Regions from separate parts of the Homo sapiens genome. Here region 2 is linked to region 1. A link is a contact called in ENCODE Hi-C data. All regions are on one chromosome and are shown on one strand. The core of a region is the stretch at or near the end of the contact, and the rest is flanking DNA. Distances in the headings are between cores, read along the strand shown. Region 1 holds the start of NLN (neurolysin). Region 2 holds the start of UTP15 (UTP15 small subunit processome component).

What was found. Hi-C counts contacts between places; a loop is a spot of excess contacts on that map. Pooled maps may share reads with other maps.
Region 2: a loop to region 1 is called in a pooled map, with 3 times the contacts of the local background. The contact joins the promoter of UTP15 here to the promoter of NLN in region 1. A Hi-C loop is called at or near these places in 2 of 50 pooled maps.

What each region holds. Positions count from the first base shown.
Region 1 is chr5:65,717,571-65,723,923 of GRCh38, reverse strand. NLN (neurolysin) reads right to left here and starts at 1,719. Exons shown (of 13, transcript NM_020726.5): 1 at 1,510-1,719. The coding sequence starts at 1,550. It overlaps SGTB (small glutamine rich tetratricopeptide repeat co-chaperone beta), which reads left to right and starts at 1,815. Exons shown (of 11, transcript NM_019072.3): 1 at 1,815-2,007; 2 at 3,095-3,216. The coding sequence starts at 3,117. RefSeq lists enhancers at 455-534, 307-1,128 and silencers at 1,405-2,014, 2,085-2,134, 2,195-2,244, 4,289-4,485.
Region 2 is chr5:73,562,794-73,569,146 of GRCh38, reverse strand. It overlaps UTP15 (UTP15 small subunit processome component), which reads right to left and starts at 3,404. Exons shown (of 13, transcript NM_032175.4): 1 at 3,235-3,404; 2 at 1,713-1,885; 3 at 820-912; 4 at 543-727. The coding sequence starts at 1,802. It overlaps ANKRA2 (ankyrin repeat family A member 2), which reads left to right and starts at 3,508. Exons shown (of 9, transcript NM_023039.5): 1 at 3,508-4,015; 2 at 6,162-6,353. The coding sequence starts at 6,266. RefSeq lists enhancers at 3,139-3,693, 3,265-3,824, 3,835-4,044, 4,065-4,114, 3,694-4,248.

The sequences.
Region 1 (6,353 bases), core at 470-2,969:
ATATACCACACAAACAGAAGCTCTTAGGTCCACGGTAATTTTTGAAAGGTAAAGGGGTCCTGAGAATAAAAAGTTTGAGAATTGTTCTTTTTTTTTTTTTTTTTTTTTTGAGACGGAGTCTTGCTCTGTCGCCCAGGCTAGAGTACAGTGGTGCGATCTCGGCTCACTGCAAGCTTCGCCTCCCGGGTTCATGCCATTCTCCTGCCTCAGCCTCCCGAGTAGCTGGGACTACAGGCGCCCGCCACCACGCCCGGCTAATTTTTTGTATTTTTTAGTAGAGACGGGGTTTCACCGTGTTAGCCAGGATGGTCTCGATCTCCTGACCTCGTGATCCACCCGCCTCGGCCTCCCAAAGTGCTGGGATTACAGGCATGAGCCACAGCGCCCGGCCGAGAATTGCTCTTATATGAAGATTTATTCCCTCCTCTCACCCCTGCATTATGTGAAGTCTTCATTTCTTGGTATAACTTCATTTGACAGCTATATCGATTGCAGCCTGGAGACTAGCAAAAAACGACAGGCTGAAATATGGTCACCAATCACCACATTAACTCTTTGTAATTAACCACTGTCGCCTGCCTGCTCCCTAACTCTACGGACTGAGCAACACAAAGCTCCATCCACACAGACGAGTGGCAATGTGCAAAAGGGAACTGTAGAAAGCTTAAATGCTGACATGTTACAAAGTAGTTTTGTTGATAGCTAGCAAGAAGCACACATTTTCTTTATTCTGTTGAATCTTCATTTGGATTTACAGTTCTGGGCAGATTTGGAAACGGGGATGGTGGCGGCATTGTTTCCGAAAACCAGCGCATCCGTGCAAAGAATTTAATTCCCTCACCATCTTGCTACTGGTCTGTTGCAGTGGGGTGTGGTTAGAGGGCTAGGAAGCAATCCAAAACAGCAGCTCAGGCTGCCCAAAGCCGTGTCCAAGCGATCATTTTCTCCATTTTGGGCCAAGTCAATTTGCACCGGCAAGAGGCAGAATGTTTGTTTTATGGGGAGGAGGAAAATAAAAAAGGAAGTCAGAGAGCATGGACGGAAACAAGCAACACCACCAAAGAGGTTTCATCTCGGGTGGATGTTAAACGATTGGAATGCTAATAATGGGCGCGAGGAGCAAACACAATTGTTCTGAGTCCACAGCTGCGGCACTTTTAATGACAGGTCTGTAGTTCTGCATTGGGATTGAACGTGAAATGATTTTCTTATCCAAACTATTTGCATTCATTTTGGGCCGCGTCTGTGACCAGCCTCGCTGACTGCGGCTGAGGCAGTCCCAAACAAAGAGGAATGGACGTCCTCCCGAGGGAGCGGAGGCGGGAAAGGTGGCCCCAGGTGGCCGCGCCAGGTGTCCCCCAGGGGTCCACCTTGCAAGCCGCGGGGAGGGTGCGTCCCGGGAGCGTCGGAGAGGCGCGGTCGGGAAGGGGTGGGTCCGGGCTCCAGGCACCACACGGCGAAAGACCCCGCCCTGCCCACGGCCAAGGTTAACCCGCGCGCTGGAGGTACCTGCGGAGGCTTCGCACAGCCAAAAGGCACCGGGCGATCATGGGAGCGCTGAGAGGCTGGCGGCGGCGGGCGCGTGGTCCTTCGGCGTGGGGCGGCGAGGCGGGCGGCAGCGCCTGGGCGCCCGGGAGTCTCGAGCCGGCCTAGCCGCAGAGGCCACAGTGGCTGCCTGGCCAGCGCCCTCCCACGTGCGGCAGCTCCACGCCGGCGCCTACCAGCCCCGCCCCGCGCCGTGCCCCGCCCCAGCTCGCGTGTCTGGCCCCGCCCCAGCCCTCGCGTCCGGCCCCGCCCCAGGGGCGGTGCTGGCCAGACCCTGCCGCCTGAGAGAGAGCACAGCCTGGTGGGTTCTGGGGTCTACGGCCTAGGGGCCGGGGAAGTTTGCGCCGCCGCGACCAGTGCTGCGATCCCGAGCCGGGCTCCAGCCCCGAGGACCAGGGGTCGGGCGGGCCTGCCTACGGAACCCCGCGGGCCAGCAGCAGTCGTCTCGCGTCCTCCTGCTTGGTAAGGGGCTTCTGTCTGGCAAGGGTGCGCCTCCCGCCGCTCCGGACCGGGGCCCGCACCGGCACCCGCTGCACACCGGGCAGGGCCGAGGCGAGGCCGGGTACCTGAGGGAGGACGGAAGGGAGGGGGAGCTCGATGCGCTCTGGGGAGAGGAAGGGGGAGAAGCCTATTTCCCTCTTCTCACCCCTTTTCCCCCCATTCTGTTTTTACCTTCTGCCCTGGGGCCTTATTTAGTGCTTATGACCCCGTGGCCTAGAGGCTGACATCGCCTTTAAAATAACTACACAAATAATAAACATTATAGCGGCGGGTACCACACCCTGGCTTTGAATTAGGGAACCTGGGGAGCAGATGGATGATGCGATTTGGTGGAAATCAGCCATGAATGCCGCCTGGCCCTGCGCCACTGTTTGGATGCGATAGTATTCCATGTGAATGAACATGACCGGGAGCTTCCAGCTTGTCCACGAGAGCACAGCCTCTGCAGGGAGCGCCGGTCGGCTTGTAGTATCCATCGACTTGGGCAGCGATTTCCTGACATGTCTGCTGATTAAATAGAAATGCCATTTTTATTAAGAACGACACTCACCACTTGAATAACCTTTCGCGAATGTGTTTCCTCATCAAATAACTCTCAACCTACAAAAGTGGGTAGAGTGTACATTATTAATACTTTTTTTAGATCCCATGAAAAAGAGGAAGATGCTTGGTATACATCAGCTTTTAGTCAGCAGTATGAAATGCCTCTTAACTTAGTACTGAGGCCTTTAGGGGATTTCTGTATGGTGAGATATGCAGTGACAGTCTAAGCTTATGCTGTACATGTTTTGAAGACATTTTTACTTATTCCAAGATTTAACATACTCGTATACCACTGGGTATTAATGAAAATATGTAATAAATTACCTTCACAATACTTTGTGCTCTCCTGACTCTTTACAAAGAGAAAAGATGAAAGGTCATACAGTTTTGTGTTTTGTTTTTACCTTTAATACACTTTATAACCCATATCATCTTTGTAATTTATGACTTTCCTGACTGATTCTTTAAAATAACTTAGTTCAGTGTTTTCATTTTTCTTATCAAGGAAAAGTGTTTAAGCTTCTAAAATGTCATCTATCAAGCACCTGGTTTATGCAGTTATTCGTTTCTTACGGGAACAAAGTCAGATGGACACTTACACCTCGGATGAACAAGAAAGTTTGGAAGGTATGCATCTGCTCTTTGTGTTCATTTATATTATAATTATAAACGAAGACTAAAATAGCTGTAAGCCCAACTTGATGATCTATTGTAACATAATCAGAATTTTTTTTGATCTTTCAAGAGGAGAGGCCTGACTATAAGGTTATCGTATTTCCATTTTCTGAAGCTTGTTTTGTTTGTTTTAACAACAAATTAAGAGGACTATTGTTCATTTATTGAACAAATACTATATGTCAGAAGTATGCTGTTCATATTATAGGCAATTTTTTCTTCACAGCAACTGTTATGTTAGTATTATCCCCATTTAACAAGTGAGAAAATAAAACCAGGGCCAGGCTTGGTGGCTCATGCCTGTAATCCCAGCACTTTGGGAGGCCGAGGCAGGTAGGTCATTTGAGGTCAGGAGTTCAAGACCAGGCTGGGCAACATGGCAAAACCCTGTCTCTACTAAAAATACAAAAAGTAGCCAGGTGTGGTGGCACTTGCCTGTAGTCCCAGCTACTCAGGAGGCTGAGATAGGAGGGTGGCTTAAACCCAGGAGGTGGAGGTTGCAGTGAGCTGAGATCACACCACTGCACTCCAGCCTGGGCCATGAGCGAGACCCTATCTCAAAAAAAAAAAAAAAAAAAGAAAAAGAAAATGAAACCAAATAGCGTAAGCAGATAACACAGCTGATATGTGATAAAGCTGAGATTTAAATCCTGGTTAATACTCTGAAGATCTTGTTGTCTCCATTTCCTAATAGGAAAGCATCCAGTTTAGAAATAATATATAAAAATACCTGAGTCATTTTAATAGCACTATGTAAAAGTCTAATAATTATACCACTAGTGAGATCTGACCAGTGCCTAATTTGGAACTTGAAATGGGAGCATTTCACCTGTGTTTTACGTTAACTTTAATATTGGATTCGGTAATCTGTAAAGTTGAACAGGATGTGGGTGATAGCATCATGTGTTTCCTCGACACCGTCTTTGTTCTTCATGTTTATGTGTTATAAAATTTAAATTCAGTACAACCATAACAAGGTAGAATTCTGCAGATGGGCTTGTGGAGGTTCAGTGAATCTGGTGTCCCTGTGGCCTAAAGTCTTTTATTTATTTATTTATTTTTTGAGACAGGGTCTGTCTGGCTCTGTCACCCAGGCTGGAGTGTAGTGGCACAATCTCGGCTCACTGCAACCTCCACCTCCTGGGCTCAATTGATCCTCCCACCTCGGCCTCCTGAGTAGCTGGGACTACAGGAGTACACTACCACACCCGGCTAAGTTTTGTATTTTTTTTTGTAGAGACAGAGTTTCGCCATGTTGCCCAGGCTGTTCTCAAACTCCTGGGCTCAAGTGATCCACTCGCCTTGGCCTCCCAAAGTACTGAGATTACAGGCATGAGCCACCCCTCCCAGCCCCAAAGTCTTAATTATTGCAGTGAGAGTGCATTTGGAAGAACTTAATAAATGACAGTATAGTTATAAATCCCATCTTGAAACTGCTTCTATAATTTCAACAAGCATTTCCCTGTGAATATGCTTTTAGGAGGTGGAGATGAAAATTGGGCATTTGCTCTAAACCTCCTTGCAGTCTGGTTAGTTGATGTCTTTCCAGGTGGCAGTGAGAGGAGCAGGTGATGCACAGTTGGAGAACATTGCAATCAGTCCATTTAATATTAAGGTCTTTTTGTTCTCCTTGATGATTAGACTATGTGAAAATAAAGTTGATTGGTTATCTAAGGAGAATGTTAGTTATGATTGCTCTGTAGCAAACAGATAAATGCAGTCATTTAAGAAAAGATGTTTCTTTTCTAATCAAAAGCAGCATAAAAGTTTTAAGGGCCAGAAAGAAAATTGAGGGTTTTTTTTTCAAACCAAGATGTTATGTCCTATTTTTAGGATGGTATTCAGCCAAAAATATGTGCCTTCAGCTGTTTGTTATATATGGCAGTCAGAAAGGGTGCCAATTGTTTTTGACTGACCCCTATTTTTGACTCTGTGAGTCTAATTTAATTGAACATGAAATCATGTGGAGGTGTCTGCCCACCTTCTAGACATTTTTAAAAGCCCTAGGAAAGAAGCCTCAGTTCTAATACCAGCTTTACCACTACTGTGAAGCTGGTATATCATCAGCTTTGTCTTGCCATCAGATTATGTCACCCACTCCTCTTAATTATTGTCATCTACTGACATTTGCTTCATTCCTTGACTAATTGTGGTTCCTGCTCACTGTCACTCTCTCTAGCACTACTCCTATTTAGTTCTTGGCAATTGCAATATACTGATTGATGATTATTTTAGTTCCCTGGCTCTCAGTTATTGACCTCATCCAGTGATCTCAAACACTTGATCATATTCTAGATCAGTGGTTCTCAACTTGGGGGTGATTTTGCAATATCTGGATACATTCTGATTGTCACAACTGGGTGAGGCGGGTGGCTGGTATTATTGGCATCTAGTGAGTAGGTAGAGGCCATGGATGCTGCTAATGCACAGGACAGCCCCTGACAAGAAGAAATTACCTGATCCAAAATGTCAGTATGCGGAGATTGAGAAAGCCTTCCCTAGACTTAATCATTACCAGAATTGCATTCCTTCCCTAATCTCTATCCCAAACATTTCACTTCCTGACCACTATTGCCTGTCTTTCCAAGATTACTCCCTCTAGAATCCCTACTCCAGCTATTCTTTGACCCAACCAGTACCTCCAATCTGTTCATGCCTCACCTTTCCCCACACCTCTTCTTACTCATCTTAAATTCCATGGTTGATAATTATAATTATTCCCTTGTATCTCCTTCCCTTTCTTGCAAAGCCCAACTTTGTTTAAATCCAACTCTCCACCTACTTTGTGCCCAACTACTCACACCCACTCATGTAGCCGTAAATAAATGGAGCAAAACACACAACTTTGCTGACTAGTCCCACTTTAAATTCATGACTGTGAACTTCAAGTAGACCTTTAATGCTGTCAGGCAATCACAGTATCTGTTCTAAGTTCATTCATACATTTATTTTCCTAGATGACCATTTTAACACTTTCTCATATCTTCTCAAACCCTCAAACCTCCTTCACTGTCCTCACTTTTAGTTGGTTACCTTGCTTTCTACTCCACCAAGAAAGCTGAAATAATAAGAAAATAGCTGGATATGAT
Region 2 (6,353 bases), core at 2,155-4,654, 7.8 Mb before region 1:
CTAAATAGAATCATGTTACATAAATTTCTGTTAAATTTTAACAAATTTCAGCACGGACATTGGCAATCCTGAAAACAAAGTTATAATATAAAATTGTGATGGCCACTTAATTTATTAAGGGGCAAAACACTATAAATTCAAGAAGAAAATCCACCTTCCTACTTGACTTCAACATAAGAGCCTCTAAGACAGTACAGGCCTATAGAGCTGTCATTACCAGCTGTAAGGTTGTCTTCAGGTCAGTAATTCATAATCTCAGCTGGGCCACAGACCCCACTAAAGTTAACCAAAAGCTACAGAGTAGCTCCCTAGATAAACGTGTATTTCCTAAAATATCACATACAATTCTAGGGAATTCATAAGCCCCATGAAACTGGACCACGGAACCCAAGTTAAGCACTCTTAGAACAATCAGGAAATATAGTACCTATAGGCAAATAATCTCCATAAAACTGATCTCTATCTTTTTAACCAAAGTCCAGAGAAAAAAAGAGCTTACAACAAAATAAAACCAGAACACACAGAAACCAACTGTCTCTTACTTTGTATGGCCTTCAAACTGCCTGAGGGGAGCCCTCCCACTTATATCAAAAAGTTGAACTCCACCATCTTCACTGCCAGCCACAAGCAATCTACCATCTTGTCGAAAAGTAGCACAGTATGCTGTGTCTTTAAATCGAGAAAAGGTTTTTATAGGTTCTTGGGAGTATCGGCCATAAATGTGAATCTACAAGATGAAAAACAGTATTTCACCAGATGGCTCAAGATCAGTAGTAAACTATACAAAAGAAAAATAAAGAAATTTAATATTATACTTACTCTTGAGGAAGCTGTGACAGCATAATTATATGGAGGCTGAGGAGAAAAGTCTACTTTTGAAACTGCACCAAATTCCTTAATCTGAACAGGGGTCTTAATAAAAAATAATAGTGTGTTAACAGAGTTACCACTGGTAAGACCTATTTATGCATTACATAATTTCTTACAGACCGTTTCTCTTTGTTCTTAGTAACATTTCTTAAGTTGTATTTAACATAAAATTACAAAGAAAGCAAAAAAGGTACATATCTCATCACCCAGACTATTCTTGTTGCCACTGAAATAAACATATGGTTAGAAAGCCACACCCCACTCTGTCTCTTCAGCTATTGAGTTTACTGTGATTTCTACCAGAAAAAAAAAGTTATCATGTCTACACCAGCATACAATAACCACGTACTTGTACTTTTAAAATAACAAAAAGATAATCATACCATGTAGGCTGTTCCACATCTTGCTTCTTTTCACTTAGTAACACATATTAGCTTTCATAGGAGCAATAGACTTACCATCCATTATAAGGGCACACTGTAATTTACTATACCAGTCCACTACTAATAGACATGGGTTTTTCAAGATTTCTACTATTACAAGCAATACTTCAATAAACATCTTTACACATATGAGATTCAAATTTTAAAATTTAATTCATTTGGCATTGATTGATCATCTGTTCTGTGCTAGGCATTTGTATGGTTAATCTGATTAAGCAGTATGGACTTTTACATAAAATTCCAAGAAAAAATAGATATCAAATTATCTGCCCAAACTATAAGCTGCTGATAGATGGTTTTCAGTTAATAATTCTCTGTTAGAGCATCCAGAGTATAACATATGCTAGAGAAATTGGCATAAACACAAATCCCTTCTCCCTCATTACGTCCCACACTCACCTTATAGTTGTTCCAGTACAGTGTATCTTGGGTGATTTTTTCACCAAGTATAGGATATGTCTGAATAGCTACAGGCTTATAACCAGCCATAATTCCATATAATTGCACTATTGTCCAAGAGTCACTATTTTGGAATTGGTATTAGAAATAATTACAGTGACTCTGCCTTAATTCTGAAAAATAAAATATTTTATATACATATTATAAGCTTGTACACATAGTTGATTTTCACTCTGCTTTCTTTAAAAAGTCTGTGTGGAAGTATATAGATTAGAGACCAATAAGCCATTTAATTCTAACCCAGAAAAGGCAATCTATAGGAAGCAGGAATAATTAAAGTGAAGGCTATCATATCGCACCATCTATTCAGCTGTACACAAAGGTTCTCACACCTAGCCAACCATTTTACAACACTTAGGAATAAATCTAGCACAGCCTTACAGTAGCCAAACCAAAAAGGATCATGCTGGCTTTGAGTGTCCATTTTTTGGCAACAGGAAATATTAAGGTGAAACTGCAAATACAAGTTTCCTGAAACCAAGTTTAAGATGACATTTAATCTATAACAATTATAGTTACGGATTTGATTTCCTGAAAGCCTAAAAATGCCAAGAAGTAAGAAACACAAAGCTAATATTCTAATGTAGAAGCTTAAAATTAAATTTACTTTAAAAGGTTTAAACAGTAGGAAAGAAAACTGTAATAAAGCAGTCCTGAAATTAAATTCAACACTAAAGTGGCAGAATAGGATAAAACTTTTAAATAACATGCAATCAAGCCAAAACATTTTTCCAGAACGACTCAATTGCAAAAGAGATTCAATGTTATCAGGTAAATGATTCCAGAGGTGCTGCTCATCATCTATTCCAAAAAGCCTGAAAACTTTACATTAGTAACACCACGATAAATAGGTGTAACATATATTTAAAAGGTGCTTTAATGAAATACAATGACCAATGATTGTATTTCACTGGTCTTTGGGAACACTCTTCTGTTCATTAAAGTACCTACCAATGTGCAGGACACTGCTCTAGGCACTGGGGCTATAATGGTGAATGAAATAAAGACATGGTCTGTGCCTTTGCTTACTCCAATATACTCCATTTTGGCTGGTGACTGGCACCAGATATTAACCTAGACTCAGCCTTGACGTGTCCTTTTCTTCCTCACTCCTAACATCCAAATAGTTAACAAGATCTGCTGATTTTATCTCCCAAATATTTTAAAACTCCATTAGGTTCACTTCACCTGAGGGAGCCTCGTAAGCAAAGGCAAAGATGGAAATGTGTCCATTGCCTTGGAGAGTTGCTGATTACTCCGGGAACTAACAACGGTGGACAGGAAAGGGTGTAATCGCAGAGAAGAACCTAGGTCGAAGCTTAATTGAGGGGAACTTGAGCCGGTTAAAGAATTTGGCCACTCTCCTATATAGCCTGGGAAGCCCCAGAAGAGCATGCCAGATTAACACAGGAAGGCCGGGTGTGAGTGTGGGCTTCCCTCAATGGGAGCCGCCTTCACCTACCTCCACTGAGCCCCAAAGGGTCCGACGAGACACCTCGACCCAAGGACAATTAATCGGACTGTGCCAGCTCCCTACCCTGCACAGTTCAGCAGCACTGGCGTAAAAATCACATGGACCCTCAAGGAGCCGGCGACACACACAGCGAACCGAACGTCGCGCGAAGATGACGTACCAGAGCACGCTCATGAGACTCACGCAGCCCGGCGGCGCAGAGGCGGGTCAGGTGGGCGGGGCGATCTGGAGTAGGAGGTGTGACCGGAGGGCGAAATTGGGGCTTCCTCTGCTCTGGTGACCCAGAACCGTCAACTGAAATGACCCTGTCTGTGTAGTACTCCGGCAGGATGGGCCTCGGAGCGTAAAGGCGGCAAAAACAAAAATATTAAAAAAAAGGAGAGAGGGACAAAAAAAAGAAAACCCGAAAGTTTCAGCTGCATTGCTGCGGAACGTTTTTTAGCCAGAAGGCGAAAGAAGAAATCGGAAGTGACGTCGCGGCCAAAACAAGCCCGGGCTTGGAGGCCTGTACTGAAGCTGGCCTCAGATGGGAAGGCCCGACTCGCTGTCTGCTGTCGTCGGTGGTCGCGAGACCTTGCACTCTCACCGGGTCGGCCTCCAGCCCCTGTGCCCGGGATCCGCTCGCCGCGGATGAGCGAGAGTTTCTTCCTGGGACTTTTCGGGCACAGCTGGCCGGTGGCGACAGAACGGACTTTCTTTCCTGCAAGAGTCTCCCCTCCAGCGGGAGACAGCGGGCTCCTGTCTCGGGACGCTGGGACACCTGTCGCCTGTGAGGCATCATTTATTTTCATAGCACCTTCCTCTCCTTGTAGAATAATTCCAGGATCAGGAAGAAACGAGGGGCTCCTGTTATTAGCATCCACAGGAACTAGCATAGCTGCCCACTTTATCTCCGTAGACTCTCTATCCCTTCATCCCTGGGCTCTGACAGATCGAGGTGAACCTAGCTATCGATTGCCTTACCCCCTTTTTCTCACCACCACCTCTTCTAAGTCCTGTTACCCCACTCCCCTCACCCCCGCCTCCCTCTCCTGTTCTTCAAAATTTTGGCCTACCAATCAACTTTGCTTCTCCTCTCGTTAAACTGCTGTGCCAAGATAAGCGTTCATTTTCCACCCACCCCCTTCGCCTAAGCACATTTGCTATTCTCCTCTCGAAGACCTGTAATTCCATCTATAAACCCTGATTTGTAACATGGAAGCTGTTTAGAGCTGGAAAGAATATTAGAAAGGCCTATTTCAACACCTTTTTATAATAGATGAATTTCAGAAAACTTGTATTATTTATTTGTCCAGGAGTGGCCAGCTAGTTAGTAGCGATGTTGGGAGTGGAAAGCCAGGTCTAATCAGCAAATGTTAGAAATAGAAAAGAATATGGAAAAAATTGTTAAAGTTAAGATCAGAAAACATTTATGGAGCACCTGGTAGGACCAAGTACTGTTCTGTGTGCAAAAATTAGTAAGAGTGGTCCCCATCCTAGGGGAGTTTTCAATTTAGCTGTTATTTAAATGGAAATTGTCAAAAGGATGGTGAATGCTAAAATACAGATACATGCAGGGTGCTCAGAGAGCTTAGGGGAGTTGCACTTAGCCAACCGCTGGATAGGAGAAAGGGGGAGATGGTTCTTCCCTCAGGAAACACAGTTCACATTGTCCAGTCCCTTTTAAGACGCATGGACTAATGCATTGCACATCCATCTCCCTTTGAATCACTGAACTAATTTTCTTTTCTGGTTTCCTTCTTTTTGCCCAAATGTATTAACCTTCTTACTTCCTGCTTTTTTTTTTTTTCCTTACTATACTATGTGTTATTTATTCAACTCTCTCGTGGAGATTTTGGCTTTGTTTAGGGCTGCCTCATTTTAATGGTCAGAGTGATGGAGTCAGAAGAGCTGAGTAAGCCCTCATAATTCATGAGCTTCCTTTTTTACCCCTCCTAGGTGGACATATGATTACCTGACCTGCCTACTCAAAGGATTGTTATAAAGACTAATCTTTGAAAATGTTTTTAAAATTGTAGAAGGTGGTTATCTGTAAATGTATGGTTTCGCGACCCTTGCTCCACTGCGATCCTAATGCATTTTTCTTTTAATTCCAATTCCAATTTTGAAACACCCTGCACCCTCTCAAAATTCCTAAGAGGCAATTAACCCTAACATGAAAAAATTAACTGGATGTTATTAATTTCCTTTCTGTCCCAAATGATAATGTATCTAAGACAACTATACATCTTGGAAAGCCAATCCATAATCTACCTACTTTATTTTTCATGAAAACCTACATTAAGTTGCTAATGCTTAATCGGAACAAAAATTCATAAATGTACCTTCAGTTCATCAAAACCAAAGCTTTGTAAAGCCTTTCATGGTCTAGGAATCACAGGTGTTATAGATGACAATGCCAATAAACTTGGATACAACATGAATTATCATTTCTTAAATTCAAACTAAGGGCCACCTATATAAACATAGCATATTAAAGAACTAACCTTAGGTAAGAGATTAAAGTTTATTTTCATTGTTAGCCTGATCTTTTATCCATTTGGTGATATTCAGATATAGGAAATGGGAGAAACAGTAACTAAAATGTATTGGAATTTAATGATGGAGGTGAGAATATCACTGTACAGTATTTCATTTGGTCTTTACCAGAACCCTATAAGGTTAATGGTGATATCCCTATTTTATAAATGACACGGAAGCTCAGAGGGATTGAGTAACTTCTACAGGTCACACAGCTAATTAATGGCAAAGTTTGGATTCATACCCAGGTTTCTCTACCTCTGAACATTATATTCTTTCTATTATGTGTAGGTGCTTTCAAGAGCATTGTTACAATACTTGATTGAAAATGATTATTTTGTGTGTTTTTACCTAAGCTGATAGAATACTTTTAATTTTCTAATTTTTTCTTTCAGATTTTTAAATATCCAGATTCCAAGAACACACTGGATACTGCTCTTACAAAACCAAGAGGAAATCATGAAGAAATGTTTTAGTTATTGAAACTACAGTTGAAATCATGGATACATCAACAAATCTGGATATTGGAGCCCAGCTTATCGTGGAAGAGTGTCCCAGCACTTATAGCCTAACTGGCATGCCAGACA